3 separate regions of the Mus musculus genome follow, and regions 2 and 3 are each linked to region 1. Evidence: chromatin loops called from intact Hi-C (ENCODE). Cell type or tissue: left cerebral cortex. All regions are shown on one strand. Region 1 has its middle 92 kb from the start of Gm32592. Region 2 overlaps Gm765 (predicted gene 765). Region 3 has its middle 17 kb from the start of Gm32646.

Region 1 (5,000 bases):
GAAGAAGAAGAAGAAGAAGAAGAAGAGGAGCCAGTTTTTTCAGCTTTCCTATTCATAGAAATGGAGTGGATAGGGAAAGACATAATCTTCATTGTAACCTGTCTAGGGACTCAGAGAAATTTGGCAGTTTTGTGCCCTTTCTTATGCAGAATTAGGATCTCTCTAGAATGCATAAGGCATGTTTCAGCTCTCAAGAAATTAGATGTGCTTGGCTATGAAGGATTTGTGGATTGGGAGCATGAGAAGGAGGCACAGATCAGAAATCTAGCCCACTATCATGTGAATTATGATGGTGCATTATTGGCTCATGTGACTAAAAGTTCTAGGAAATGGCATTGCTTCAGGCATGGCTTGATCCAGAGGCTAAAATGATAGCAAAGCACAGCTTTCTTCCCCCAGTTTGGATCTGATTTCCTCTATGGTGACTTTATTGACAGAGAGGCTCTCTTCAGCTTGCATTCTAAATGCCCTGCACTTAGAATCCTTCTATGCTGCCCTGGAACAAAGGTGGCTTCTCCAACCTGATGTTTTCAGTACACAGCAGGTAACACCCAGGTTTGAGCTTCATGCCAATGCTCAACTGATCAGGATATGTTTGTCTTGAGGGAATCAAACCTGCTGCCCAGGTTCTGCCTCAGAACGGGGGTGACTTAGTCCTTCCAAGTCACTCACATAGACTGAGAATTTGTGGAAGACTGGCTTCAAAGCAAGACCAGGATGGCATGATTATAAATAGCAAGAAAGCAGAAGTAGTGGCCATTCCATGATGCACGAAACTGAGAAGAAAGCTGAGTGGAAGGCAAGGCTGTTCAAGACCATGGGAGGGGGAGGCAGAGAGGAGATGTTTTTCCAAAAAGCTAAACAAGAATAGAGGAGTGTATTAAGAGGAAGCTAAGAGGAGTCTGAGCAAAAGCTATAGTAATACTATTACTATACTATGAGTCGGGTTCCAAATGCTTACTGTGCATTCAATGTCTACAACTTTATTGGAAAAATGAGAGTATTAATCCCAGGTATTTACAATGAAACTTAGTCAAATGGAGAATAAGCAAATTTATAGATGTTCTTAGACTTAGGAATGAAAATTAGGGTTCGAACTTAGAATATGTGTACTGACAACTGCTTCCCCAGCCCAAGGTGATATGTTTTATATACATAGAAGCTGGACTTGTTGTATCAATCAGGTTTCCATGACTATAGTAAGATATCTTAGATCTGATTGATACACCAAGTCCAGCCATGGTTGATCACACTGTTCATCTTTGAACAATGTCTCTGGTGATCATCTTCATATACATTAATAAATAAAATACAATATAATGTATTATACATCTCTCTACATTTGATGTGTGTCTGTCTCTCTCATTTGTCTCTGTCCCTGTCTGTCTGCTTCTCTCTCTCTCTCTCTCTCTCTCTCTCTCTCTCTCTCTCTCTCTCTCTCTCTCTGTGTGTGTGTGTGTGTGTGTGTGTGTGTGTGTGTGTGGCATTTGTGTATGTTCAGGTGCTCTTTTGTGTGTATATGGAGGCCAGTGGTTGACTTCTGGTATTTTCACCTAATGTCCTTTACCTCACTTTTTGAGACAGGGTCTCCCTCTGGACACAGTTTGCTATTTCAGCTAGAATGGCTTGCCCATAGGTCCCCAGGATCTGCCTGTTTCCTCCCCCTCACTAGCACTTGGGTTACACATATCTACTGCCATTCCTATGTTTTTGTGTGAATCCTGAGAATCTGAATTCAGGCCCTTACACCTACACATCCAACTCTTTAATTATGGAGTTCTGCTAGCCCTGAAGAACTGTCAAGATGACTTCTTGTCATTGGTTCCTTTTTTATGCCTATTCCGGTAGTGCCAGAGTTGGAATGAGGACCTTCCGTGTACTAGGCAAGAACTCTACAAATGAGATACAGTTTCAGCCCTTGCCCTAAAGACCTTGCAGTAGGCCCTGTATCTCAAAGTCTCTGCTAACTCCCAAGAGCATGTAACTGAGAACCAATCCTTTTACTCCTAGGCCTTTTGGGGACATTCTCCATCCAGATGTTAGCTCATAGACACTGGAGTCCCACTGCCTTCAAGGGCTTTGACTTGTCCATAGTGACAGTGCCCATGTGGGTAGTACCCATAGTTTTTGGATTCTTTGGATAAAGAAGGTAAGATTTTTACAGGTGTTTAGGTCAAGGGTAAACACTCTCATTAAGTATACTTTTTTTCCCTAATAGTAATTGTGGTGAGCGTGATATTTTTTCAAAGTACTGTTCAGAAATAACTTCCGCTCACATGGGCAGAGCTGACGGAGTATGAGGACACCTTTCCAGCCCCGCATCTCTCTCTTTTGATAGACAAAATGCTTCTATTAGGCAGATGGCCGGGTGCATGTCTCCATTTTGCTGGCTTCACTTTTCATGAATGATTTCTCATTATAGGAAAGGAATATCCCATAATAATGAAAAATTGACAGTAGCTATTGATTAAATTCGTTTTCAGGCTCTTTTCTTGAATCTCTCCCATTAGTTAAATATGAACACCTCTGAGATAAGTCTGGGAGGGTGAGGGCAGGTGAGCTGGGTTAATGCTGTCTTCTTCTTTTTTAAGAACAAAATATTAGCATTTCATTTTGTTTTGCTCAAGCTCAATCTCTCTGAAAGATCAAGGGAAGAGAAAAAGTTACCCAATTACTGGCAAGAGATTATTTTCTTTCTCTCTGGGACATATGAAAAGCTTTGGATGGCAAACACCATCTGAGAAATGTTCTTTTTATTTTGGTAACTTAGCATCTCCAGAAAAATAGGTTAATTGGTTCAGAGGCTTGCTCCTACTGTTAATGGCATTTAGCTTATGAATCTGAACAACTGCATCTAAAGACAGAATGTTCATGCAATCGATATTCTGGTTGCTAAGTGTGTGTTTTGAAGATATCATTTGAATTAATTTATTCAAAGCCAGCTGGTGTTGTTCTCTGTCTAAGCTGTAGGGGGAAACCTCACCCCATGTCCTGTGAGAAGAGCCTGCTTTCTGCATTCCACTTGCACACGGTTATCTAAGTTAGTACTTTTGATATTTCTTAAGTTTTTTTTTTAACATTATGTAGAACACCACATAATTGCAGAAAAGATAATAGTCACATACCCTAGGGCCTACTGTACACTTATGTTAAAAGTACAGCTTTTATTGGCAACTAAAGTAATAACCTTTCCATGTCAAATTGCTTTAAATTAAACTTAAAAAAAAAACCCCACAACACTAGCTGATACCCACACTTAGTAATTGTCAGGCGTTAGCATAACGTGGAATACAAAAGCTGCCTAAATCTTAGCTTTCAAAATAATTATTTACTTAGATAAATTTTGAAGGCAGTAGCATATTCAAAGTCTACCTGCCTCAATTTCTTCAAAAAGAGCAGGATCAATGTACGTATTAATTTTATAGTGAGGCTTAACGTGTAAGCGGAACTGTAGCTCAGGTTAGTCTCTAAGAAAGGGGTCTCTGGTCATCTTTGCTTATCAATCTATCATCCCCTGTTTACAAACGGGATATGTCGGCAGAATGCCTTGCATGCCTTTGCCTATTGTGCTAGTCATTGGGTGACCTAACCCAGAGTGGAAAAATACAGGGGCTCCATTTTGATTAGGCTGAATATGGACTGATCAAATTTCTCACCCTTTCAAGGCACTTTGGTGGAGGGTCCTCATGGCTGTGTGTGAAGCACTCAGGCAAAGGTTATGGCGGGCTTTCACACTATGTATTTGTACCTTCTAGATCTTTCCACTGAATCAGAGAGCTCTAAGCAGTAGCAAGTACACAGTGGTTTCAGATAGCTGGGGTTTCACAAGGTCTTTTGTGAATTTGTGTACCATTTGGGCACATCTGCCTTCTAAACCCAGATGAATGTCTTCAGACTTGGTGATATAGACAGGGTCAGAAGTACAACCTTATTGATGAGGATCAGTTAACTTACTCTTGGCTACTGATCCAAACTCAGTTCACGGAGACATTGCGCAACTGCCTTCCACATTTGGTGGTCAAGCCATATTGAAAGCAACCACTCCAAGGTTGAGTAAGGAATCTTGAGTTATATAGTCTGATAAACCCAAGGGCCTCTTGGGACTGCTGTTTATTGGTAATGTCTGGCAACATTAGAAACAGAATACATGGTGATGTCTCCAGAAATTTCTTTGCTGTTAGAGACTCATAGGACAAGCACACCACAGATTCATCATTCTAATCTGTATTCTTCTCTGAAGTCTGAAGATGGTGAACTAAAGATAGCTAAAGCTATGGGCTTATCTGGAGGAAATAACAATCTTCTATTGTCAGTTGAATGTCATGTGCCTGCCTGTTGGGACCCTGTCTTTTGTCTACATTAAGTTTCTGAATGAAGTAAAAGAGGTTAGAGAGCTTTTAGAAACTTCTTCCTCACTGAAGCCATAATGCCAAAGATGAATCTAAGAATAAAGATTTACACCAGCATTCATTCTGCAACTTCACTTTGATTTGGAAATGACCCTCTCTAATCTCTACTGTCTCATATGCAGAGAAATGTATGCTCTGAACAAACAGTATGGTTGGAGAGATGGAGCAGTTGGCATATCCCCTTTTGTATGCATCAGGGCCAGATGCTGATTCCTAGAAGTCACATGGAAAAGCCCAGTATGGGAGGATTTATAATCTCATATTCTCAGTGCTGGGCAGGTAGAAATAGGTAGATTCCTGGAACTTGCCAATTACCCAAGTTCCAGATCCAGGAGAGATCTATTCTAAAAACACAAGGTAGGCTTGAGGAATGATACCCAAAGAATGATGCCTGAGACTAACCGTTAGTACACACACACACACACACACACACACACACACACACACACACACACAACCATACATACCCTCTGCTCATACATGCATAGGCACAAACATAAAAAAGAGCCCTAGCGATGAGATAAGAATGTAGTTAGATAGAACTTGAAGAGACGATGATCCTTACAGCTGTCTATCATATGTAATATGCAT
Region 2 (5,000 bases), 110 kb after region 1:
TAAAACTGTTCGGGTGGCGCTCCACACCTGTGAACACTGTACATGATAAGATGCACAATGGACAAGCTGAAGGGACAGCTCAGTTGGAGAAGTGGCTCCTGCCTAAGCATGAGGATCTGAGTTTCATCCCAACGCCTGCATCCATGCACATGCACATACATGAGCATCTTCGTGCCTGTGCACACCATGCACTTACTGTGACACGGAACCAACGATATAATCAAGATGGAAGAAAATTAGTATTAACACATATGGGAGTGTCAGTCAAACGTAGACAGGTGTGGAGATGTTCTGGGTAACTGAAACATCACTGTTATTTTTATGTATGTGTGCTTATTTGTGCAGGCTCTTAGGGAAGCTAGAGGCTGACACTGGGGTGTCTTCCTCAGTTGTTTTTCCAGCGTATTTTCTGAGCTAGCATCCTCTAACTGAACCGGAGGATGCTAGTTTGATGTGGTGGTCCTCTGGGATCCACATTTCTCAGACCATTGCCAGGTCTAGGGTTCCATATATAATACAGTATCATGCTTGACTTTTTTTTACTTGGGCCCTGGGAACTGAACTCAGACCCCTACACTTGTACAGAAAGTACTTTGTTCACTTAGCTGCTGCCTCCCCAGCCATGCAAGCTGGTGTGGATGGCTTGTCTTCCCAGCTTCTCCACCCTATTACTTACTATTTAAGGAACTGTGTTATTAACTTGCAGAGCATTCCCTAGCCATTCTGCCTAATCAAGTTACTTCAAGTGGGATGTCCATTTTGCCCTAAACCTTTTGATTGTGTTTGCCCACGAGGTGCTGGGAAGGCAATGAATGAGCTACTAGTCTTTGTAACTCTCTGAATGACAACAGGCCTTTCCTATATGTATTAGATCAGAAGCCATTAGAGCCTGGGACAAGGAGAGACCACAGATGTTCAGCTGCTTGTCACACGGCTTCAATACACATTCGACATGGTCTTCCATAAGTCCACCGCACCCATATTCAGACGTGAGCAAAAAGCATAGTTCCAAACTTTATTGAAATGCTTTTTAAAATAACCATAGCTTTTTGGGTTGTGTTTTATTTTTAATTCTTGTCTCCATCTTCCTGTAGCCATGAAAAGCCTTGATTTTTTATTCAAGTTACGTGGAGAACTTCGTCATCTCTTACCTAAGAGGTTTCAATCTTATCAGTTGCCTTTAAGAAAATTGGGTTAAAAATTTACTGTGCAGACTTGTTAAAAAATCCTGGAAAGCATCTTTGAGGTACTGAAGGTAATTGGTAATTCTAGCCAAACAGCTGTGATGGATTATAGATTATTATATATTTTTGCTTCATAAAGGGAGTCAGTTCGAATGATGTAGAGTTCTCTTGTTAAAATTATATCTTTTGTGTGTTTTAGAAAAGTCTCAAAAAGTATATATATATATATATATATATATATATATATTTGTTTTTTATTTTTGTTAAAGGAGCAGGTAATAATTTATACAACCCAATTAATAAGTAATCTGAAGATAGTTGATGGTTAAATATCACATTCTAGTATGAGTTGGGAGAAATTTCTCTTTCAGATGGATTTATCAGCCTATAAAGTTTGGGTTTCATAAGAATCCATTGTTTTCAATAAGCATGTTAATAATTACTTGGTTTCCTGACTATAGTATATGACAGCTGCATTCACATACAGAACAGATTTCCCTTAGCAGTAGACAAGTGGAGGCAGAAGGGCCAGAAGTTCAAGGCCAGCCTTGAATACAGTCACATGCTCCTAAGCCTGGCTTTTTCTTTTTATGTGGGTCTTGGTAATCCAAACTCACATCCTCGTGCTTGCTCTGCAAGATTTTACAGAGTAATGCAATTACCAAGCACAGTTTTGTGCTCCAATTGTTCAAAAACTGGGTAATCTTGAAGGAAGGAAGTACTTAGAAATAGGCTCTTTTAAGAAGGAGCAAGTATTTTAAGGGAAGCTGCTTTGCACTATTCAAAGTTCTAAGACGAGTTCTGTGTTTAGGTGTATAGCAATCTTATACCTTTCTGCTCCTCCTATACTTCCCCTTGCTTTCTTTTCAGAAAGGTGTGATTTTAGCATGCATGCATGCGTGTACATGCCTGCACGCATGCCCGAGTGCACACCACACACACACACACACACACACACACACACACACACACACCATGACTTTTATGATGACTTCAATTGCCATGCCCCAGAATTTATAGTGCAGGCAGCCCTCTCCCTACTACCTCTGCAGCATGCATACTCATTTCCCTGCCAGGCTGGCTATATTTTTATTCCCTTAACACCAGCTTCCAGCATATGGCCAACTCAGTCATCTCTCATAAGCAACCACAAGCCACCCACAAAAATTCAGGAGTAAGTTCATAATAGTTCAGGGACTCTATTCTACTTAGGCCTTTCCTGAAGAGTACATGTCAGAGGTCGAGGATGTGTAGTGCACAACTTCATCAGATTTCACCCAAGACAACTTCACCTTTATCAGGTAAAGGTATCGATGTTATTCTCAGCAGAAAATACTCTAAGCAAACTCTAGACACAACTCCTCAGTCTGGAGCCTCAAGAGACTTACTTAGAGTTGTGATTTTACAAAAATTACCCCGCTGAGTCATATCCCTTATCCATCAAGCTGAAAGTTTGGGTTGGATGTGGGTAGAGCAGGAATCAAGGTGACCGTAATGTTTAACGTTGGTGATTCTTAATAGAGTATGCAAAGCCTGCTTGTAAAAAGGCTTTGTAATTTCAGGAGGGCATATGATCTTTTGGTTCAATTTTTCAGCAGCTGACAAGCTCTGGAGGCCTGTGCTTCTGGTGAACACTATAGATTTTATTTACCCAAAGAATTTGGGCCTAATTCTTTTGCCTGAATTGGCATTTGTTTTCTTCCATCTTCTATTTTACACGTGAGACTAGAACTGCCTCCCACACCCCTGTTTCTAAGTCTGTTGCGTTTATTTGGTTATAAAAGACAAAGCCTCTTGCCTAAGAAAACCACTGGAACATTAATGAATTGCAAACAGACTTCTCTGAACTTTCAAGTGTGCACTGTGCTTTCCTAAAAGGCATATTAAAAAATACTACATCAACAGGTCGAACTCTTTTGCATATGGCGGTTTTGTTTGCACAAAAGTAATTTAAGTGGTTCAGAAGAAATTCTATAACTCTTTGAAGAGTCCAGCTCTTCCCGTTCTCCAGATTGAGTATATTTTTTCTTCCTTTGTACCTTCATGGGCTGAAGTATTTAATAAGCATGATATCTAGAGGCATAGCTCATGATTAATGTCCCCTCTTTTGGCCAGTCGAAAAGAGTAGCATGCAATGTATCCGGCTTCCTATGGTTAGGTCATATGCAGTGTCTCCTGAACATATTGCTTACTAATTCCAGGTCCTATTTTGTGCCTCCCTCTTCTCTATGACATACATCTGCTCCTTCCCAGGTTACTCTTGTGGGTGGCAGTACCTTGATGAAGTCACTAGAAATTTGGGATCATTGCTGGCCATCGTGCCTCTCCTATTCCCTTGATGCAGTTATCAGTCTTCCTGCCAGCCCCCTGCCTTGTTCTCCCACTTGTGGCTTTGTCGCACTCCTTACTCACCGTGCTATCAACATGGTGTTTGAATCCCAGTATTTGACTTAGACCTAGCTCTAGACCTTTGCATGCAGTATGCTCTCTCCTGGTGGTAGCTTCACCCAACCCATTCTCAAAACCTTAGATTCTTTGCTTGAAACATCTTCCTTCTAAATGAGCCTCTTGCTCAAACACACAGCTTGCCATCTCTCACTGGATCAATCAGTGAACGGGACTAAGTTGGAAAGGAACAACATTGAGAGAGTGTCATGGATATCCCTGTGAAGTGGTAGAGACCCAATTCTTTCTAGATCCACTGTTCCATATGTCCACATCTCACCTAAAGCCAATTCACAGGTCTCGGTGCTTCACATGAGCCTCAGGCAGCCCTTAGGAAGACCCTGGGTTATAGATGTAGTCTATGGGCTTAGAGGATTTAAACTGCCATGATCCAGAAACCTCAGCAAGTGGGGTAGTTGCTACACAAACTCAGGACTTTCTGGAGCTTTGAAGTTGACCTGGCTATGCTCTCCCGTGCTTCTTCTTGTCTTCTATTTATTTATTTTTTCCTGCCATGTGTGAGATTTGGAGAACCACATCCTTTTCTTATTCACAAGGCTGGCAGTGTAGGTGGTCAGGTTATTTCCATGACTACTGGCTAGCTTCAGCCAATGGGAGGCCTCCATAGGAGCCTAGGGGGGTGGGGGAGGAGGAAAGAAAACTAGGGTCTTTCTGCTGCTTTATCCCGCTCTGCTTGTTGCTATGGGTGTTTGCTGTGTCCCATCCCCCCAGCCCCCACCTCTGACTGTCAATTCTCTTAACTTCTCTTAACTTCTTCTCCCCCTGCCCCTCTCTCCAGCCCTCCTCCCCATGGTTCTGAATAAAATCAAGTACTGTCTAGTACTGGTTAGTTGCTACATATCTATAAGCTCAGTCCAGTGTTGGTGTAAAAGGCACAGGGTATGAAGAGCCTTCTCAGGGTGTGGATTTCTGGGTCACTCCACTGTTTGCTGCCCTGACCTTTTCAACTCTCTTAGCACCTTTGCAACAAGTTCCTTGCACAGGAAATCCTCTCTATTGAACCACCTGGCACCCCTGGCATCATCTCTAATTACTGCTGTCAGAACATCCGCCCTGCCTCCTAAACCTGGAATAAAGGCAGTAGGAGATGATCCAAGACCCGCAGGCCAAACTGCCACAGCTGTATTTGGCTGTGAGCAAGAAGCCTTGGCAAATCCTTCTGAGGGTTGTCTCTAGTCCTCTCTATGCCCCTAGGGTCCTTTTGAGCTGGAATGTGCTAAGTGATGATACTCTAATAACACAGAAGAATTAAGGCAGCTTCGAGGTGCTAAGAATTCTGCTGGGGATTGGCTAATTAAGAGGGAGAATGTGTCTCATTAGGAAGGCTCATGTTTAATTATAGTGGAAATG
Region 3 (5,000 bases), 250 kb after region 1:
TGCCTCTACTTATAAGGACAAGCTGGAGGCCGTGAGTAACTTCACGTTATGAGCAAGACATAGGATGTGCAGAAGCCCGGTGTGCAAGATTAGAAATAAAACTGAGTTAAGCATTAAATGCAGTGGTCAAGTGTTGATTTAATTAGCCATGAAAAATAGCCACGTTTTGAATGGATCAAAGAAAACAATTACACATAATGGGCGAACTGAAAACAATCTACTATTACTGAAAGAGAGGAATGCTTTAATTAAGCTAAAAGATATACCTAATGTTAAATGAGGTGGTTACAACAGCTGCACAGGAAAGCTGTTTAGCTGCTGATTATAATATGAGAGATCAGAAGGACTGGTTAAATGCAGCTAATAAAAAGGCAACCTTATTAAATTGTATTACTATTATTTAAAACTATCTTGAGCCCTTTCCCATCTTTGGCAAGTTGGGTAGCCATATTGAAGAAAATATTTAGAAGACTCTTTTAATGTTATTTCTGATACTTTATAGATATACTGTTGGTATTATTTAGAGAAAATTATTTTAGAGAAAGCAGTGGTTACATAGCATTAAGACCTCAGGATGGATTAGGTGAGAATGTATTGATCTTTGTTAATAAGGCTTTCCAGACCCTGAAGAACACACATGAGTACCCAAGGCTGAGCTGATGGTGAATGTGAGCTTTGGGGATCCCACTGTAACATGTCATTTGGAGTAGTTTTACTATGAAGATCCTCTCTTTCTTCGGAGAAATTTGAATTAGTGAGGAAAACAGATTTTTCGTTGTACATTTGCTATTCAAAGCCTAGGGCTTTGTTGTCTTCACCGTCTTCCTTCAGTGTCTCTGTCATAAACAAGGGGATTAGAACGATGGTAGGAGATGGGGAGGGAATGAAGGGAAGCTGGAGATTTAATAGAAAGAAAAGAAAAAAATAGTTTCCCACATTATCTGATTCTATTCTTATCCTTTGTACGGCTTGGCGCTCGAGTTAAGACTCTCGTGTGCCAAGTTTCCTGAATTCAGCTCATAGATTCCGCCTTGGTTCAGTTAGCATTGTTTCCAGTGCTGGGTAACGGGTGAGGACTGTTCATTCTTTTCAATAGGAGCTGCTTACTATGCAAGCAAGTCATGTTTCTATTGCAAAAACAGTGACAGACAGACAGACAGACAGACAGACAGACAGACAGACAGACGATAGAGACACAAAGTTATTCACTAACTCAAACTAAATGTCCTCTGTCCTTTCCAGATACTTCTGCCAACAAATATTCATTTAACACATTTCTGACACTAATTTGAAATTTGAAAAATAAATCTGGAGGTAGAGTTTGAGGCTAGAAATGCAATTGGATTTAGTTTTGTGAATGCCGTAAGATAAATGCTTAATCATTGACTAAGATGCTACCATCTAACACTTCTTAGACTGGGGCATGATGAAACTTCATAATATAAATTCAGAACATTCAGATTTTTTGAGAACTTTTTGACTGCTAAGCTGCTTTAGAATTATACATTCATATTTTAGAATGAGGATATCAAAACATTATATATCGAGAATTTAACTCTGAATGAAGAAGTAAGCCCTATTTCACTCAGAGGAGTGACCCAACCCTGTGTCAATCATGGAGCTGGGACTGTAATCCTGGGATTTGTGGCTGTAAGGACATGGTCCTTAAGCACAGATGGCTTCTTAGCTAAAAATTACAGAAGTCTCCTCATGAGTCATTATCCCAGTTATATGTGAGGGCTAAGTAGAACAGTGACCACTTAGGTGCCGGGCAAACGGAGGCGCTTTTATTACATTGGCTAAATAAAGGATGCTGCGTGACATTTCTAGAGTGTGTCTCCCCAGAATTCTAATAAGTTGCACGTGCTGTCGAGACACTCTAGAATGGACTTCCCACCCCCCCACCCCCAGCATTTTAGGATACATTTTTGTTGTCTGTAGGCTATCGTTTTTTGTTCATGTTTCCAGAATCCTCTTCGGGGAAATGATCTGACAGACAGCCTGCTCCCAGAGCAGCAGCCCCGTTCCCCACTCGCCTCTCTGCAGCATCTGCATTGGGCATGAGCCCGGATCCAGATTTACGAGACATATGTAGACACTTCTCCCTTTCTTGGCAAATGCATAAATAGACTCCTACTGTCTACATGTAGGTACTATATAAATACAGAGTTGTGCATACTCTGTGGATGCCATGTATCATTTATCCACGTATTTTTAGCATCACCAACACATTTACATATGCTGTCACGTTTCAAACTGCACCTCAATATAGTGCCTTTTTCAACATGATCTCGGCAGCAGGCAACATCATTCCTTTAACATTTCCACCAAAAAAAAAAAAAAAATGAAGATCAGAAAAGCCAGCAAATAAAGCCAAAAATAGAAGACAAATTTAAAAATGGATAACACTTTTTACTAAGATGCTCTGAGATAGTATAGAATTAGCTGGAACAGCGGACTGAATCCTGATCTGGAATTTGATTTATGCAATCATTTGAATGTACCTCATATGCCTGGGTTTCCTAAAATGAATGTTTACCCTTTGGCCATTCTCTAAAGGCAATATCAATATGCAAACTATCCTTGCAATTTGATGCGGAATGCTTGTAAAACATGGTAGCAAAAGGGAAGGATTCTTTAAATACGATGAAAGAAGTCAGAGACTCTTCTCTGGGAGAGAAAGCATCTTAATCGATTCTTAAAGGGTGGGCACAAACGTCGAAGACTTTGTATAAAACCATGGAAAAATTAGAAATCGACTGGCCTAATAGATCAATCCCAAGATCAAACATTATAAACTGATTGATCTAATAGATAACACCCAGAGGGTTCAATTGCTTAACAAGAACCAGTCTTTAATAAGAGAGCATTCAAAGGGTCCCAGGACACGCCTTTCCTGCCCTTATCGAGTCCTTACTGTGTATTTTTTTTTTTACCTTAATGGCTATGTAGCTATGGTAGATGAGTTTAAGAGATTTGAAACAGAGTCACACCAACGCTTTTTCAGACATTTCCCTTAAGAAGCAGAGCCTACTGTGAAGAGAAATGTCTCATGGAATGCTAAGTGTGTAAAAGAGAGGGGCAGTCAGCTGAGTCTGTATAAAATGAGGGCTTGGGAAAGGGGAAGGATACCAGTTACATAGCACACGGACTTAGATGAAAAGGCACATGTGAATACATATGAATGCACAAATACATTCTTTTGTACACACATACATATATGTAATTTCTCCAGGTCACTGAATGTCTTTGTACTTGTAAGTTGTACATGAAGCTGTCTGCCTCTGGCCCTGTATAATTGCTTACTACGGCTCAGGGAAATTTGAAGATCCAAGCCCGTATCTGCTCCAACTATTCCTGCTCTCTTTTCCTCCAGGAACTACTGACGTAGCAGGAAACGTTTTGGGGATTCAGCCTTGGTGATAAAACTATAGTGTGAAAATTAGCTACTGAAAGAACTTGTTAGGTGCAGCTCCCAAATACCATCCCCACTGATGCTGATTCTAAGGTCTGGGGTGGAGCCCAGGCATCTCCGGGATGGACCATATACTCTGAGTAGATCTAATGTAGCGATGTCCACAGGAAGCAGGGATGATATGATAGACGATAATGGTGACACCAGGGGATAGAAGAGGAAAGTATCACAGTAAATGCAAAAGAAGAGATGAAGGGAGGGAGAGGGGGGCACACATGGTATGATACAGCACTAGGGCAAATGGCCCAATAAGACACTGCTGCTGGGTCCTTATACCTGCTTTAGAATATAAATAATAACTCCTTCCATGGGTGTTTTGTTTCCTATTCTAAGAAGGGGCAAAGTGTTCACACTTTGGTCTTTGTTCTCTTGAGTTTAATGTGTTTAGCAAATTGTATCTTATATCTTGGGTATCCTAAGTTTCTGGGCTAATATCCACTTATCAGTGAGTACATATTGTGAGAGTTCCTTTGTGATGGGGTTGACGAAAGAATGGACCATCTAGTGATTGCCATATCCAGAGATCCATCCCATGATCAGCTTCCAAACGCTGACACCATTGCATACACTAGCAAGATTTTGCTGAAAGGACCCAGATATAGCTGTCTCTTGTGAGACTATGCTGGGGCCTAGCAAACACAGAAGTGGATGATCACAGTCAGCTATTGGATGGATCACAGGGCCCCCAATGGAGGAGCTAGAGAAAGCACCCAAGGAGCTAAGGGGATCTGCAACCCTATAGGTGGAACAACAATATGAACTAACCAGTACCCCGGAGCTCTTGTCTCTAGCTGCATATGTATCAAAAGATGGCCTAATAGGCCATCACTTGAAAGAGAGGCCCATTGGACTTGCAAACTTTATATGCCTCAGTACAGGGGAACGCCAGGGCCAAAAAGGGGGAGTGGGTGGGTAGGGGAGTGGGGGGGGGGTATGGGGGATTTTTGGTATAGCATTGGAAATGTAAATGAGCTAAATACCTAATTAAAAAATGAAAAAAAAAAGAGAATATAAATAATACAGGTCATCATTTGTGGCTTCCAAACAATAAGCATTTAGTTTTCCTATATGTACCTACCCTCCTTCTGTTTCTCCTTTCCTTCTTCTCCAGTATTTATCTATTTAAGAGATATTTATAGAGTTCTATAAAGAAAGTTTGACTGAGCTTTTGGTAAACACAAAAGTAGATCACTGCTGTGTGTATGTGAATTTATCAATAAGTATAATATATTTCTGATTGGTTGCCTACTTTGCTTTTCATATTGCGTAGCTTTTATCAAATTTAAGCTATGTGAAAATCAAGCTATGTGAAGTTTAAATTATATGAAGATTAAAAATATTAAGTTGTGTTGCTTAATAGAATGCATGTTACACAGTTTTAAAATTGTAGAGCTGGGAACATGGCTCATGGTATAAAAGCACCTACCCTGCAAGAATGAGAACATATTCCAAATCCTAAGCACTCATGTAAAAACAAAGTGTGCACAGCCACACGGGCCCATAGCCCAAGCACTGCTGAGAGACA

Evidence for each region. Hi-C counts contacts between places; a loop is a spot of excess contacts. Peaks named below come from ENCODE experiments on the same cell type or tissue, not always from the same donor. Only the 100,000 strongest peaks of a DNase experiment are listed, where the experiment ranks them.
Region 2: a loop joins it to region 1, with 2.2 times the contacts of the local background. A loop is called at or near these places in 3 of 42 quality-filtered maps.
Region 3: a loop joins it to region 1, with 10 times the contacts of the local background. A loop is called at or near these places in 14 of 42 quality-filtered maps.

Annotation. Positions count from the first base shown.
Region 1 is chr6:98,130,159-98,135,158 of GRCm38, forward strand. No RefSeq gene overlaps it. Among named protein-coding and RNA genes, the nearest start is that of Gm32592, 92 kb to the right of the region's middle. In left cerebral cortex, a CTCF peak has its summit at 2,965; a DNase peak (open chromatin) is centred at 2,964.
Region 2 is chr6:98,238,485-98,243,484 of GRCm38, forward strand. All of the region lies in intron 3 of Gm765 (predicted gene 765), which reads right to left. All of the region lies in intron 2 of Gm32592 (a long non-coding RNA gene), which reads left to right. Among named protein-coding and RNA genes, the nearest start is that of Gm32592, 16 kb to the left of the region's middle. In left cerebral cortex, no CTCF peak of the experiment used is centred here; a DNase peak (open chromatin) is centred at 2,280; H3K27ac peaks cover 3,035 bases.
Region 3 is chr6:98,383,606-98,388,605 of GRCm38, forward strand. No RefSeq gene overlaps it. Among named protein-coding and RNA genes, the nearest start is that of Gm32646, 17 kb to the right of the region's middle. In left cerebral cortex, a CTCF peak has its summit at 2,124; DNase peaks (open chromatin) are centred at 1,013, 1,764, 2,091, 3,047 and 1 more place; H3K27ac peaks cover 3,149 bases.